Regions from separate parts of the Homo sapiens genome. Here region 1 is linked to region 2. Evidence: read pairs that join two places in POLR2A ChIA-PET (ENCODE). Cell type or tissue: PC-9. All regions are shown on one strand. Each heading gives the region's core, and the rest is flanking DNA. Links, peaks and the distances in the headings are about the cores only. Region 1 holds the start of NCCRP1 (NCCRP1, F-box associated domain containing). Region 2 holds the start of MAP4K1-AS1 (MAP4K1 antisense RNA 1).

Region 1 (5,320 bases), core at 1-5,000, 600 kb before region 2:
GTTGAGGGCCCCGGCGCGGAGAGTCTCACCTGGACCCAGCGGCCAGGGGGTCCTCTCCCAGAAGTTCGGGGGGCCACGTGGTGCTGAGCAATGACCGTGCGGCGGTCGGCCGCCAGCAGCCAGACATGCAGCTCATAGACGCACGCATCCAGCCGGCTGTCCTCGAACCTGCAGGCGGAGTCAAGGCCTTCAGCTGTCACTGCAGTCTCAGCTACCCAGCCCCAGCCCCTGGCCCCATTCCCCATTCAACACACATGCTGCTACCCATGCTGTACACAGCCCTGAGCTGGGTGGTGCTGGCAACATAGCAGTGACCAAGACAGCCCCACACCCTGCCACATGGGATTCACAGTCCAGTGAGGGAGGCAGGCATGCCACCAAACATGACAGCCAGGAACGGCCAGGTTTGGGATGGGGAGCACGGGCAGAGGGGTCAGGGCCAGGATGGGGGGACCCAGGCAGAGGAGTTGGGGACAGAACTGGGGACACAGGCAGAGGGGTTGGGGTCGGAATTGGGGACCCAGGCAGAGGGGTTGGGGCTGGAATTGGAGGCACAGGGCACTGGAGAAAATGCACGTGACCCAGCTGAGGGGTGATCAGGGAGGGCTTCCTGGTGCAGCCATGTGGAAGTGACTCCTAAGGAATAAGAAGGAATTGGTCTTGAGAATAGAGGGTGACAGGCTTTTAAGAAATAAGGAATAGGCTGGGCACAGTGGCTCACACCTGTAATCCCAGCACTTTGGGAGGCCAAGGCAGGCAGATCACTTGATGTCAGGAGTTCGAGACCAGCCTGGGCAACATGGTGAAACCCCATCGCTACTAAAAATACAGAAATTAGCCAGGTATGGTGGCGCGCGCCTGTAGTCCCAGTTACTTGGGAAGCTGAGGCAGGAGAATCGCTTGAACCTGCGAGGCAGAGGTAGCAGTGAGCTGAGATGGCACCACTGCAGTCCAGCATGGGCGACAGAGTCAGCTGTCTCAAAAAAAAAAAAAAAAAAAAAAAAGAAAGAAAAAAGAAAAAAAAAAGAAAAGAAAAAGAAATAAAGATCAGCCTCAGTAACCCCCTGGCACATTTCAAAATCTGAAAGGCTCAAACAGAAGGGGCCAGGGAGGTGGGCAGGGCAGGACCCTGTAGCACCAGGAGGGTCTTGGTGAAGGGCTGAAAGCAAGGGGAGCTCAGAGTAAGGCTCATGCTCTGGGCAGCCCTGCGCGATCACGGGGTCAGGCTGGCAGGGGAGGGGCACGCACCAGTCCATGACCGTAATGGCTGGTTGTTCGTCATCCAGCAGCTCCTCCCACAGGCCCTCGGCCAGAAGGTCCACACACTGCTGCTTCACTGTCCAGCTGTGAAAGAAGGGCCGGGAGAGGCGGGGTCTGCGATCTGCCAGGATCCAGGGAGCAGGAAGCCCTGTCTTAGTGCTTTCTTAGGGATAGCTTGGGTCCCCACACGTGGGGTGCTCCCTCAGCACCTTCCACTCTCAGTTCCCACGGGCCCCTCTGAGGGCAATGCATCCTGAACCCCATGCTACAGACAAGGAACCTGAGGCTGAGGATGGAGACGTGTCCAAGGTCAAGCAGCAAACATGTGGCAGAGCCAGGATCCCAACCCTGGCCTGTGTGACCCTGAGCCTCCAAGTCACACCAGCTCATCTACTGTGCAGGAGCAAGGCTCTGTTTCATGGAGGACAGGGGCCTGGGGTGACTCTTCCCCTCCCAGGGAAAGAGCCTTAGAATAATTACAACAATAACAAGAATAGCCAGGCGCGGTGGCTCATGCCTGTAATCTGAGCACTTTGGGAGGCTGAGGCAGGCAGATCACTTGAGGTGAGGAGTTCGAGACCAGCCTGGCCAACATGGTGAAACTCCGTCTCTACTAAAAATACAAAATGAGCTGGGCATGATGGCGCACACCTATAATCCTAGCTACTCAGGAGGCTGAGGCAGGAGAATTGCATGAACCTGGGAGGCAGAGGTTGCAGTGAGCTGAGATTGCGTCACTGCACTCCAGTCTGGGCAACAGAGTGAGACTTCATCTTAAAAACAAAAACCAAAAACCAATAATAGCTGCTATTGACTGGTGCTAGCCAGACCTGGCCGGGCCCTATGCTGTGTGTTTTACAAGCATTCTCTCTTATGCTAACCCTGTTTACAGAGCAGGAAATGGAGGTCCAGAGAGGCCAAGTCAGTTTCTCCAGGTCTCACAGTGAGGAAGGGTGGAGCAGGGAATGGAGTGTAAGCCACACTGGCCCTGGCGACTCACCTTTGGTTCTGCTGGAGCTTTTCAGTTCTAATGTACCAGCCACGGAAATTGCCTGCAGGTTGGGGAGCAAAGGGTTAGGACACCCCAACGCTGGAGGACCCTCCCCACCCTCAGCAACCTGGCCCTCCAAGCACTTACCCAGAGTTTCCAGGGGTCGCTGGGTGGGACCAGTAGGGGGTGCTGGCTCATAAATGTTGATGCCTGAAATGGACAGGTGAGTGGAGCCTCTGGGCAGCCCCTCCATCTTCCACCGCCTCACCCCTCCCTACCCGCAGGGCTATACACTGGAAGGGCAGGAATCTGTGCCAGGTCAGGGAAGCCCGGCAGGGATGAGTGAGTCAGGGCTCTGGGCTGGGGAGAGGGCAATGCCAGGGGTAAGTGGGGTGTGGTGAGACAGACAGAGACAGAGGGACAGAGAGAAGAACCCAGAGAAAGAGACAGGCCAAGAGTTTGAAACCAGCCCAGCCTGGCCAACATGACGAAACCCTGTGTCTACTAAAAATACAAAAATTAGCCAGGCATGGTGGTGCATGCCTGTAATCCCAGCTACTCGGGAGACTGAGGCAGGAGAATTGCCTGAGCCTGGGAGGCGGAGGTTGCAGTGAGCTGAGATTGCACCACTGCATTCCAGCCTGGGCGACAGCAAGACTCCGTCTCAAGAGACAGAAACATAGGCAGAGGGGGAGAGAGAGAGGAGGAGAGAGAAAGAGAGATGGAGAGGTGTGAGGGAGAGGTGTGAGAGAGGTAGGTAAGAGACATGACAGAGAGACAGGTGGTAAAATGGAGAGGCACAATGACAGAAAAAGAGACAGAGGGATGCAGAGAAATGCATAGACAGAGAGAGACAAAGAGGTAGAGAGATAAGGAAACAGGGAAAGAGGAAGAGACAGACGGTCAGGGTGGTGCCTCCTGGCTGCTCTGGGCCCTTGCGCACCTTCGGGGTTGGGCGAGCGCAGCAGGTTGCGGTAGAGCGGCCGCCGCAACAGGAGCAGCTTCCAGGTGAGGCGCTGGGGCAGCTCCAGGCCCCCGCTCAGCGGCCCCCACTCCTCCAGCAGCAGCTGCCGGGCGTGAGCCTCGGACGGCTGCGCCGGCTCGGGGAGCTCGGGGGCCTCCGGGGCTGCGGGCGATGGCAGCGACGGCGGCGAGGGCAGTGGTGGCGGCGACGGCGGCGGTGAAGGCGACCGTGGCGAGGGAGGCAGCTCCTGGAGGCTCGCGGGCCCATCGGCTTCCATCCCGCCACCGAGCGCGTGTCCCTCACGCACCTCCTCCATCCCTCGAGGCTGCGCGACTGTCCCGGTTTCACAGGGCTGGGGTTAACTGGGAGCGGGAAGGGGCAGGGCACCCTGGCTGACATTTAAGAGAGGGGCGTGTCGGGGGAGGATCTTGTCCCTCGGACCCTCCTCCCTCAGACCCAGGAGTCCAGGCCCCTAGCCCCTCCTCCCTCAGACCCAGGAATTCAAGACCCCAGCCCCTCCTCCCTCAGACCCAGGAGTCCAGGCCCCTAGCCCCTCCTCCCTCAGACCCAGGAATTCAAGACCCCAGCCCCTCCTCCCTCAGACCCAGGAGTCCAGGCACCAGCCCCTCTTCCCGCAGACCCAGGAATCCAGGCCCCCAGTCCGTCCTCCCTCAGATCCAGGAGTCCAGGCACCAGCCCCTCCTTCTTCAGACCCAGAAGTCCAGGCACCAGCCCCCTCCTTAGGTCCCCAGACTTCCTGCCCCAATTTTCCCAGGGCCAGCTGAGGACCCAGCGTGAGCCTGACAGAGCGTGTGACTAATGTGCTAATGCCAGGGCTCCGGGCTGTCTAATGGGACCCGTGCACCTCATTAAGATCCAGCATGGCAGGATTAAGAGGCTAATTAACGAAGACCCCCCTCCTCCCCCTCCCCACTCTGCAGAGGGGGAGTGGATGGATGAGCTGAGGTGCAAAGGGAAGGTCCTGCCTCTGCCACTTCCTTCTCTGTCCTCACCTGGGACACCCCCTTGGGGCCCTGACACATACTGTCCAGAAAACCAAGGTGAGGAGAGCAGAGAGACACCCAAAACCAGAGATGAGGAGCCTCAGAGATGGGGGACCCCAGGGAGGCACAAAGATGGCAGTGAGAGGGAAGCAGTGATCCCAACTGGGTGTTCTGGGGGCCTGCACCCCTGCCTGGGACTGGGGTGGGGGGCTGCAGAAGCCTCCCCCATCAGAGGTCACGAGGAGGTGGGAGCAAGGGACGGGGCACAGGTGGGGACAGGAGGTCAGGTGTGGAGGAAGTGGGGTGGCAGAGGAACCTGTAGCGCCAGATTCCCACAGCCACTTCCTGCCCGTGGCCACATCCCTCTACCTGGCCCAGGTAAGCTCAGCACTGAGCGCTTGCTTCTCTCTCTCTCTCTCTCTCTGATGGAGTCTCACTCTGTCACCCAGGCTGAAGTGCAGAAGCACGATCTCAGCTCACTGCAACCTCCGCCTCCCGGGTTGAAGTGATTCTCCTGCCTCAGCCTCCCGAGTAGCTGGGATTACAGGCATGTGCCACCACACCCAGCTAATTTTGTAGTTTTAGAAGAGACGAGGTTTCACCCTCTTGATCAGACTGGTCTCAAACTCCTGACCTCAAGTGATCCACCTGCCTTGGCCTCCCAAAGTGCTGGGATTACAGGCGTGAGTGCTTTCTACTGAGCGCCTCTAAGTTCATTTCATTCTCCTACAAAGACAAGGTGGGTGCTACTATGACTGGCATTTTATAGGTAAAGGAAAAGTAACAGCAAACATGTGTGTGCAGCTGTGTGCTGGCGGATGCCCTCTGGGACGGGTCTTTCCAATACAACAACCCTGTGAGGGGTGCCATGGAAACAGAAGCTGCCTTCCCAGGCTGGGTCCCATATAGTCCCAGATAACTCCACATGCTTTCACAGGCACTTCCTGCCCCAACGCTCAGACACTCACAGACACTCAGCGGGTGGGGGACAGAAGTCACGCCCCAGTGATAATGATCATGTAATTGAGGCTGCCCTCATGCCAGGCATTGCACTAAGTCCATTAGTTGCAATGGACTTAGGTAATTAATTAGGCAATTAAT
Region 2 (5,363 bases), core at 132-5,131:
TGGGCCACCGCACCTGGCCTAAATTAGTCCTTTTTTTTTTTTTTTTTTTTTTTGAGATAGACTCTCACTCTGTTGCCCAGACTGGAGTGCAGTGGCGCAGTCTCGGCTCACTGCAACCTCCGTTTCCCAGGTTCAAGCGATTCTCCTGCCTCACCCTCCCAAGTAGCTGGGATTACAGGCACCTGCCACCACACGCGGCTAATTTTTTGTGTTTTTAGTAGAGACGGGGTTTCGCCATGTTGGCCAGGCTGGTCTCGAACTCCTGACCTGGTGATCCACTCGTCTCAGCCCCCCAAAGTGCTGGGATTACAGGTGTAAGCCACCGTGCCCAGCCCTAAGTTAGTCTTTAAATAGCTTTCATGTTCAGATGACAATCAGAACTTATTCCATACTTTACTAAGATAGAGTGAGCAAGTTATAGATTTCAAAATCTGGACGGGGTGCAGTGGCTCATGCCTGTGATCCCAGCACTTTGAGAGGCCAAGGCAGTAGTACTGCTTGAGCCCAGGAGTTCTAGATCAGCCTGGGCAACATAGTGAGACCTCGTCTCTACTAAAAATTAAAAAAAAATTAGCTGGGTGTGGTGGCACACACCTATGGTTCCAGCTACTCGGGAGGCTGAGGTGGGAGGATCACTTGAGCCCAGAAGTTAGAGGCTGCAGTGAGTCATGATCACACCACTGCACTCCAGCCTGGAAGACAGAATGAGACCCTGTCTATATATAACAATAAATAGGCCGGGTGCGGTGGTTCACACCTGTAATCCCAACACTTTGGGAGGCCGAGGCGGGTAGATCACCTGAGGTCAGTAGTTCGAGACCAGACTGGCCAACATGGTAAAACCCCGTCTCTACTAAAAATACAAAAATTATCCAGGCATGGTGGCGCATACCTCTACTCCCAGCTACTTGGGAGGCTGAGGCATGAGAATTGCTTGAACCTGGGAGGCAGAGGCTGCAGTGAGCCAAGATTATACCACTGCACTCCAGCCTGGGTGACAGAGCGAGACTGTCTAAAATAATAATAATAATAATAAATAAATGAAATAATTTCTAGTTTTGGGGGAAACACCAAGCCAAATGGGATTCATGAGTTAGTGAAAGCCACATCTGTGATGACAAACTAGAAGATTTTCTAGATGTGTTTCTTCTAAAACTTTGTAAGATGTGTAACTTCATCTGACTGGTTATGTGTCCAGAGTTTCTGATACGGCTACAAATACCACGAGGGTAGGGAACATATTTTTTATGCTCATCACTGTTCACCAGAGCCAAGCACAGCAGGCCTGGCCTACAATGGACGTTCAATCTATGTGGAGTGAGAAATGAATGAATGAATGACAAGTACTTGAGACTTGCAGGCTTGGGAGTTTCAGACAAAGGGATGGGGCTGAGGGAAGGGATGGAGGAAAGGAAGTGGTATATGGGATCCTATAACTTCCTGCTTCCCCCTACATACACACACCCTGCAGGAAAGACCCCCCACCTGTATTCTCATAGCATCCTTGGCCTGCTGGAACGGAAAGAGACCAGAGCAGGAAACCCCATCGCTCACATTAGCCCCCACCGCCTACTGGCAAGGTACCAGCTCCCAATGAATGGCACCACACAGCCTTATAATTCCTCCCATGCCCCTCTGCCTCCTGCTGTCCTACCCCCCTTCACACCTACCTATTCTCCAGGAAGAACATGGTTTCCACCAAGATCCAGGACACCAAAGGCTGCCGGGCGTGCTGTGTGGGTGAGAGAGAGCTTCACGGGTGTGCAGAGAGTGGGCGGGGCCAGGCCAGAGGAGGGGCTTGAACTGCATCCACCTGAGAAGGTTACAGAGTTAAGGCAATGTGTCCAGAACCCAGAAGATGGGTGGTAGTGTGGGTGGCGAGGAGGATAGAGGGCATTGATCTTGACTCATCCTTGCCCATGCCACAGCGGAGGGTGCGAGCTCTGGGGGCCCGTTCCTGTGCGGTGCATTGGAGACGTCCGTTGTCCTGCTTCAGTGGTACCAGCCCATGAACAAATTCCTGCTTGTCCGGGTAAGGGGCTTGGGAGGGTGCTGGGAACTCTGAGGAGTGGGTGGCTAAGGCCTTGCACCCTTTGCGCTTCTATCAAGAGCTCCATGAAGCCCCACCTCCGTCGAGGCCCCGCCCCAATCTCCCGAGGCCCCGCCCACCTGCGGTCTGCGCTTGGAGCCTCGTCCTTCTGAAGCCATCCTGATCCTTAAGCGCCGCCCCTCACACCTGGGCCTAATTATTCCTCAGGCTCAATGCTGCCACTCCCTGGGTGTCCTAGTAGAGCCCATTTAGAGCCTGTCTCTTTGAGTGTCTAAGCAGGTTTTGCTATCTTTGGGGCCCTGCCCGTCTGCCGCCAAGGTGGCATGCCCCCACATGGAAGCCACACCCACTCGGAGGTCACGACCCCCGTTCCCGCGGAGGCACCAGGCCTTATCCCCTGACATTTCTAGACGGCATCCCCCAAGACTTAGGGCCCTGGTTCGGAAGTCCCAGGCCAGCTACAAGCCACGCCCCCTGAGGCCCCGTCCTGAACCACCCCCTAGCCCGCCCCTCCCTGTGCGGCCCGCAGCAGGTGCTGTTCCCACTGCCGACGCCTCTGTCCGTGTTCGCGCTGCTGACCGGGCCAGGCTCTGAGCTGCCCGCTGTGTGCATCGGCGTGAGCCCCGGGCGGCCGGGGAAGTCGGTGCTCTTCCACACGGTGCGCTTTGGCGCGCTCTCTTGCTGGCTGGGCGAGATGAGCACCGGTGAGTGGGGCGGAGTCTTGCTGAGGGCGGGGCTTATCAGATCCGGAGGGGCGGAGCTGGAGGCGGGGCTTCGCTTAGCCTGAGGCACTACGGGACTGAGAAAGGGCTGGAAGGGCGGAGAAGGGAGAATGGCAGGTTTTAGTTAACTGGGGAGATTGATGATGGGGTGGGACCGGGATGGTGGGCGGGGTTTAGCCCACTTGCTTGTGAACTGAGGCGGTGGCTAAAGCACAGGTACTGGCCTTCTGGGGGTGGTGTGGGGAAAGGGGAATGGGGTGGGGTCAATCCTTAACCCACTCCCCCCAAACAGAGCACAGGGGACCCGTGCAGGTGACCCAGGTAGAGGAAGATATGGTGATGGTGTTGATGGATGGTGAGAACCCTCCTTCCTCCCCTTCCTCCCCACCCCTCCAGCTGCAGTCCCTAGATCTCTGCCTCCGAACTTGTGCTTCTCAGAACCCCCTGAGCCCCTCTGGGCCTTGCCCCTGTCCTACATAGCTTTCACACTGAATTTATGGATTGGTCCCTTAGTAACCCTCTAAGCCTTGCTCACAGTTCTTAAAACCGTCTATCTCCTTCCAGGCTCTGTGAAGCTGGTGACCCCGGAGGGGTCCCCAGTCCGGGGACTTCGCACACCTGAGATCCCCATGACCGAAGCGGTGGAGGCCGTGGGTCTGTGCAGGGACGGGAGAGCCCAGGATCAGGGGTGGAAACTCAAGTGATCCCCAAGGGTAACGGGCATTGCTTTCTCCCCAGCTATGGTTGGAGGTCAGCTTCAGGCCTTCTGGAAGCATGGAGTGCAGGTGTGGGCTCTAGGCTCGGATCAGGTAAGCCCCTCCATCCAAACTCCACATCACTGCCCCCCAGCCTCCATCATGACATTCATCAGATGGGCTCCGAGAACTCCTGAGTCAGAGTGTGAAGTCCTGGAGGGGAAACATCTTCCAAATTTCAGTTCAGATAGATCCCCTTCTTTGCCCCAGGATTTATTTTTTATTTTATTTTTATTTATTTATTTATTTAAGACGGAGTTTCACTCTTGTTGCCCAGGCTGGAGTGCAGTGGTGCGATCCCGGCTCACTGCAACCTCCACCTCCCGGGTTCACGCGATTCTCCTGCCTCGGCCTCCCAAGTAGCTGGGATTACAGGCATGCGCCACCACAGCTGGCTAATTTTTGTATTTTCAGTAGAGACGGGGTTTCACCATGTTCATCAGGCTGGATGGTCTTGAACTCTTGACCTGGGGTGATTCACCCGCCTTGGCCTCCCAAAGTGCTGGGATTACAGCTGTCAGCCACCACACCCGGCCTATTTTATAGATAGATAGATAGATAGATAGATAGATAGATAGATAAAATTTATTTATTTTTGGAGATGGATTCTTGCTCTGTCACCCAGGCTGGAGTGTAGTGGCGCGATCTCGGCTCACTGCAGCCTCTGCCTCCCAGGTTCAAAGAATTCTCCTGCCTCAGCCTCCTGAGTAGCTGAGACTACAGGTGCATGCCGCCATGCTTAGCTAATTTTTTTGTATTTTTAGTAGAGACAGGGTTTCACCATGTTGCCCAGGCTAGTCTCAAACTCCTGAGCTCAGCCAATCTGCCTTCCTTGGCCTCACAAAGTGCTAGGATTACAGGTGTGAGCCACCACTCCTGGCCATTTTTATATATTTTTTGAGACAGAGTCTCGCTCTGTCACCCAGGGCAGAGTGCAGTGGCATGATCCGAGCTCACTGCAACCTCTGCCTCCTGGGTCCAAGTGATTCTCCTGCCTCAGCCTCCCGAGTAGCTGGGATTACAGGTACACTCCATCATGCCCAGGTAATTTTTGTATTTTTAGTAGAGACGGGGTTTTGTCATGTTGGCCAGACTGGTCTCGAACTCCTGACCTCAAGTGATCTGCCCGCCTCAGCCTCCGAAAGTGCTGGGAGTACAGGCGTGAGCTACTTCACCCGGCCTGTTTGTTTTGGAGATAGGGTCTCTCTCTCTTGTCCAGGCTGAAGTGCAGTGGTGCAACCATAGCTAGCTGTAGCCTTGACTTTCTGGGCTCAAGCAATCCTCCCTCCTCAGCCTCTCAAGTGGCTTGGATTACAGGTGTGAGCCACTGCACCTGGCTGCTCTTGGATTTCTTGAGTCCCAATCTCATCCTGGGCCACTACTGTGACCTTGGGCTGGCAACGTTGCTTCTCTTTAAGCTTCTGTTCCCCAACTGTAAAATGGGGACCACTATAGAGATATATGGATAGTTAAGACAAGACTGTCTGGGTTGGAATTCAGCTGAGTGGCCTTGGGCAAATGACTTAACCTTCCTGTGCCTCACTGTCCTCATTTGGAAAATGGTGTTTATCTCACAGAATACTGTGTCAGACTTTGCCCTTACACTTTAGTATTTTTATTTATTTATTTTTGCTCACTCAGTTCCTTCCCTCTTTTTGAAATGGAGTCTCGCTCTGTTCCCCAGACTGGAGTGTTAGTGGCACAATCTTGGCTCATTGCAACCTCTGCCACCCAGGTTCAAGCGATTCTCGTGCCTCACCCTCACAAGTAGCTGGGACTACAGGCATGCGCCACCACAGCTGGCTAATTTTTGTATTTTCAGTAGAAATACAAAAA

The links. ChIA-PET counts read pairs that join two places held together with the same protein. Peaks named below come from ENCODE experiments on the same cell type or tissue, not always from the same donor. Only the 100,000 strongest peaks of a DNase experiment are listed, where the experiment ranks them.
Region 1: POLR2A ChIA-PET joins it to region 2 with 7 read pairs; 1 of 35 experiments calls an interaction of 5 or more read pairs at or near these places.

Annotation. Positions count from the first base shown.
Region 1 is chr19:39,195,194-39,200,513 of GRCh38, reverse strand. It overlaps NCCRP1 (NCCRP1, F-box associated domain containing), which reads right to left and starts at 3,550. Exons shown (of 6, transcript NM_001001414.2): 1 at 3,195-3,550; 2 at 2,399-2,461; 3 at 2,261-2,312; 4 at 1,249-1,344; 5 at 30-168. The coding sequence starts at 3,531. In PC-9, for the core only: CTCF peaks have their summits at 2,212 and 2,411 (motif pointing right); DNase peaks (open chromatin) are centred at 2,553, 3,593 and 4,583; H3K4me3 peaks cover 3,013 bases; H3K27ac peaks cover 2,953 bases.
Region 2 is chr19:38,593,703-38,599,065 of GRCh38, reverse strand. It overlaps MAP4K1 (mitogen-activated protein kinase kinase kinase kinase 1), which reads left to right. Exons shown (of 31, transcript NM_001042600.3): 23 at 1,472-1,580; 24 at 1,682-1,740; 25 at 1,929-2,032; 26 at 2,580-2,754; 27 at 3,065-3,127; 28 at 3,337-3,426; 29 at 3,511-3,581. MAP4K1-AS1 (MAP4K1 antisense RNA 1) reads right to left here and starts at 2,719. Exons shown (of 3, transcript NR_134907.1): 1 at 2,630-2,719; 2 at 1,671-1,813. RefSeq lists an enhancer at 1,832-2,332. In PC-9, for the core only: no CTCF peak of the experiment used is centred there; DNase peaks (open chromatin) are centred at 2,285 and 2,785; H3K4me3 peaks cover 878 bases.